2 separate regions of the Homo sapiens genome follow, and region 2 is linked to region 1. A link is an interaction called in ENCODE POLR2A ChIA-PET data of the cell type or tissue named here. Cell type or tissue: GM12878. All regions are shown on one strand.

Region 1 (2,500 bases):
GTAATGCTAATGTGGGGGAGTGGCTGCAAATACAGATTAACATTAGCAGGGAGGTCTGACTGCACAGAGACCATAATAAGTCGCAGACTCATATCAAAACCCTATCAGTGAGTGGCAAGTGACAATTAAGCCGTGGCTGGCAGTAGGCTTTATAGTGGCAAGTGAATTGATGTACTTCAATTGTACAGCTACATCTGGTGGCAGGCTGTCAGAATCTGACACTTAACTTTAGTCTGAGCATGGCCTGCCCATTATTTTATTTACCACTTCCATCCGTGCCTCTTTCCCATGCTATGCACTTGTCTCAGTCATAGTTTTGGTAAGCCCACAAGCTAACCCTAGCCAAAATGAGTAAAAAACAAATGTCACTGGAGAGCTTCTTTGTCAAGGGGGACAGACTGAATGATGAGACATCAGAAGACATTAAGACTTCCATCAAAAACAAAGCTGCATTTAAAAGAAAATACCAAGAGTCCTACTTAAATTACAGGCTCATTGCAACAAGTGATTAACATTCTACAAGCCCACTTTGTATAACATGTGGCAACCGGCTATCCAACAAAGCCATGAAACCTTCAAAACTGCTTCTCCACATGGAAACCTAGCACCTTGCATTAAAACACAAGGCTTTTGAGTTTTTCAAATGAACACAAAGAACAGAAGCAACTGGCCAGGCATGGTGGCTCACACCTGTAATCCCAGCACTTTGGGAGGCTGAGGTGGGTGGATTGCTTGAGGCCAAGAGTTTGAGACCAGCCTGGTCAATATGGTGAAACTCCGTCTCTACTGAAAATACAAAAATTAGCTGGGTGTGGTGGTACGCACCTGTAGTCCCAGCTACTCGGGAGGCTGAGGCATGAGAATCACTTGAACCCAGGAGGCAGAGGTTGCAGTGAGCCAAGATTGCACCACTGCACTCCAGCCTGGGTGAAAGAGAAAGACCCTGTCTCAAAAACAAGCAAACAAAAAACCAGAAGCAATTATTGAAGGCCACCACTTCATCAAATGTATCTGCACTGAGAGCATCATTCTTAGTGGCTAACTGCATTGCTAAAGCTAAGAAGCCCTTTACCGTTGGTGAAGAATTGTTCCTGCCTGCTGCTAAGGACATTTATCATGAACTTTTAGGAGAGGCTGAAGTTCAAAAGGTGACACATGTTCCTTTTTCGGCTAGTACCATAACTAGACAAAGTGATGAAATACAGAGGATATTGGGGCACAATTGTTAGGATTAATGAGTCACCATGGTATGCAATCCAGGTTAATGAGTCTACTGATGTTGACAAGACAACAATGCTTGTTTTTGTGCCATATCTTTTTCAGGAGGATGTGCAGGGGAATATGTTATGTGCACTTTTGTTGCCAACCAACACCACAGGTGCAGAACTATTCAAGACTTTGATTACATATCAGAAAAACGGAATTGGTCATTTTGTGTCAGTATATGCACAGACAGAGTGGCTGATATGACTGGATGGCTTTCTGGTTTCACTACTCAGGTCAAAGAGGTCACTTCTGAATGTGAGTCTATGCACTGTGTCATCTACAGAGAAATGCCGGGTAGCCGAAAATTGTCACCCGAACTTAAGGTTTTACAGGATGTGATTAAAATTATCAATGACATTAAAGTGCATGCCCTTAACTCAATGTCTGTTTGCGCAACTCTGTGAGATGTGTATAAGAAATGAGATGGCTTTCTAAAGGTAGATAACTGGCCAGAATTTTTGAGTTATGAGAGCCACTCCAGAGATTTCTTTTACAAAAACAGTCACCACTAGCAGCACATTTCAGTGACATAGAATGGGTGGCAAAACTTGTTTACTTGTGTGACACATTCAACCTGCTCAGTGAATTCAATCTGTCACTTCAGGGGAGAATGACAACTGTGTTCAAATCAGCAGATAAAGGGGCTGCATTGAAAACCAAACTGGAGTTATGGGGGCGATGAGTGAACATTGGGATTTCTGACATGTTTCAAACATTAGCAGAGATTTTGAAAGTGACTGAGCCAACGCCTTCTTTCTCCCAGCTGCTGCATGATCACCTAGCTCAGCTTTCAAAAGAGTTTGAGCTTTACTTGCCAACCACAAAAAAATCCCTGAGCTGGGAAGGAATGGATCCACCACCCATTTGTGAATAAGCCAGAAGAATTGACTTTGTCGATACTAGAAGAGGATCAACTGCTTGAGATTGCAAGTGACGGCAGCCTTGTATGTTTGAGACAACTTCAAATCTCCATACATTCTGGATGGAATATCCTGAGATTGCCACAAAAGCACTGAAAAGCCTGCTTCCATTTCCAGCATCCTATATTTGTGAAGCAGGGTTTTCTGCAGTGACAGCAACCAAAACTAGATTATGGAGTAAACTGGACATAAGCAACACACTTCGGGTGTCACTGTCTCCCATCACCCCCAGATGGGAACCGGCTAGTTGCGGGAAAACAAGCTCAAGCCTTCCACTGATTCTACGTTACGGTGAGTTGTATAATTATTATATT
Region 2 (2,500 bases), 280 kb before region 1:
TGATGGTGCAAGGGAAGGGCTCAACATCCTGCTACATCTGGAAGAGATGAATTCAGTCAAACTCATGTAAAGGATGGAAGAACCCATTTGCATTCTCTGTGAATAATGAGGGCATTATTAGCCATCTGTAAAGTAACTGCAGAGACAGCTACTTCCTGACTTCAAGTCTCATTCCAGTGACACTGGTGACCTTGGGGAGGCAGATATGCTGAGGTCCTCCCTGGCATCTAGAATGCAGTCCAGGTTGTAGCAAAGATATATTCCTTCCACAGTGATGTGACTCATGACCTTACTTCTGAGAGGCATAATGCCTCTGTTCAGATAAGCTGGGATAGAATGCTTGTTTTCCAGGCTTAAAAGTCATCTTGCAAATAAATAACAATTTTATCTCAAGTAGTAATTTTCCTGGCATGGCCTCATCTCCAGAAGGAGTCTTGGAAACACAAAGGATTGGTCTATACCAGTCACTTCTCATCCTGGCCAAATAGCTATTGCAAATGCTATTTTTGACTCTATTGATATATTGAAATGTGACGTTTCCATCTACAGGTAAAGAATTTGTAGGAAAAAAAGAAGAAAAAGTGATGTAATTTTGAAGTATTCTTTTAGTGAGGTATTCTCTCATCTCTGTAACAAACAGAATTGCTGTTCTTTGCTGTAGGGGCTGTCCTGTGCCGTAAAGGATGTTTACCAGCATCCTTGACCTTCTCCCACCAGCCAATAGCACCTCTCCAGTGGTGACAATCAAAAATGTCTGTATTCAGCAGATCCTGAATTCAGAAGGAAAAAAAAAGTTTAAAAAAAAACCAAAAATGTCTGCACACATGGTCCCCCAAAATTGTCGCAGTTGAGAACCACTGTTTTAACTGAAGCAACAAGATTATTATAAAAGAAACCATCTTCTTCCCTCCATCCACCAAAAAACTAAAGTAATTTCTGAGATAGACCCCCTCTAGAAATTTCAGAGGATTTAGACAAAGCAGGTAGATTAAATACTCAGTTATTTAGTTATAAAAGGCCAAACCAGAATTATTGAGGACAATGTCTTTGGAGACTGTTGCTGGTGAGCTGTGATTCTTACCACAGGTGCCTGCCTGCCTTTTACTTCAAGTCGAGGGAGTGGGCCTTCAATGGATCTGCTCAGAGCACTTGACTTGTACCTCCTGCAGTCTGAGGGGCACCGTGGGCCTGTGTCTGACTCCCACAGGCTGGCGGCTGTTTTGGCAGCAGAGTAGAGGAATGTTGAATCTGCACTGGGATTAGCCTGTACTCCCAAGTTTGTTCGGGCAAGAGGTGCCTGAGAGCTTCCTGTGGACCAGGTGTGGGCCATACAGAGCTGTCACTAGGCTAACACAGCAGCACCATGAGAAAAAAGCTCTCCTTCGTCCAGACGCTTTGCTTCCATCTATTGGGAAGCAGTCGTTGTAATTTAGTTTGGACAAAACACTTTACTGCCACCTGCTGGAAAAACATTAAAATAAATAACATACAGAACTACAGTGAGAATGATGTGAATGGCACCCCCTAGGGTACGGAGTGCACAACCTTGTCCCACAATAAAGGGTCACTTGCAAATGGACGAGTGTGAGAGTCATCTCAGATCCTATCTGACAGGGCCTTTACAGAGATGCCCAGGTTTCAACAGACAAGTAGTTGGAGGTGCGTGGAAAGAAGTAAATAACTGCCAAAATAGCTTTACGCTTAGACCAATAGAATTATGGGGGAGAAACCACCAGAGAAGGGGGATGGTGGTAGTCTCTGAGGTATCCATGAAAAAATAAGTCAGCTTTAAGCATCTACCATGCCCAGGGAATGTCAAACCATCATACAAAGTTAACAACTTTCCTGCTCCTTTTTCTCCCTGCCTTCCCCAGATTTGGTTATGATTAGTTAAGCCGGGAGGAGAAAGACTAGGCAGGTTAAAGATGACTATGGTCCCCTCTTTAGGGCAAGCAATGAGACAACTGTTCCCAGCTGAAAAAGAGGAAAACATTTCACTCTTTGTGACTCAATGACAACAGGACTCTATTCCTAAGGAGACCACAGAACCCCTAAAAACTCATGGAACCTGCCTGAGTTTTCAATTAGGTACATGACAGATCTACTCCCACTGCACAAATTGAAAGGCATGGCAAAAGATACAAAATAAAAGTGTTTGTTTTGAATTATAGCCCATGTGGCCCCTATGTTGAACATACTGTTTTTATATTATCAAGTAGGATCTAGAGAATATATCTTCCAAGAATATGTTCTGCAGTTTTTGAGGGGGAAAATGGTCATTGATCAATTCATTTGTTTTTTGAGATCCCATACTTTGTGGGTAGGGTATAAAAACGCAAGGGAGGCCGGGCACGGTGGCTCACGCCTGTAATCACAGCACTTTGGGAGGCTGAGGTGGGAGGATCACTTGAGGCCAGGAGTTCAAGAGAGGCCTGGGCAACATAGGGAAACCCATCTCTAAAAAAATTTTAAAATTAGCCAGGCATGGTGGCATGTCCCT

What was found. ChIA-PET counts read pairs that join two places held together with the same protein. Peaks named below come from ENCODE experiments on the same cell type or tissue, not always from the same donor. Only the 100,000 strongest peaks of a DNase experiment are listed, where the experiment ranks them.
Region 2: POLR2A ChIA-PET joins it to region 1 with 9 read pairs; 10 of 35 experiments call an interaction of 5 or more read pairs at or near these places.

What each region holds. Positions count from the first base shown.
Region 1 is chr5:137,757,844-137,760,343 of GRCh38, reverse strand. No RefSeq gene overlaps it. Among named protein-coding and RNA genes, the nearest start is that of HNRNPA0, 4.7 kb to the right of the region's middle. RefSeq lists an enhancer at 1,665-1,784. In GM12878, no CTCF peak of the experiment used is centred here; a DNase peak (open chromatin) is centred at 1,433; H3K27ac peaks cover 1,090 bases.
Region 2 is chr5:138,035,154-138,037,653 of GRCh38, reverse strand. FAM13B-AS1 (FAM13B antisense RNA 1) reads right to left here. Exons shown (of 2, transcript NR_037900.2): 2 at 1-1,461. It also overlaps a transcript of FAM13B not described here. Among named protein-coding and RNA genes, the nearest start is that of FAM13B, 3.3 kb to the right of the region's middle. RefSeq lists an enhancer at 1,186-1,395. In GM12878, a CTCF peak has its summit at 1,491 (motif pointing left); a DNase peak (open chromatin) is centred at 1,513; H3K27ac peaks cover 350 bases.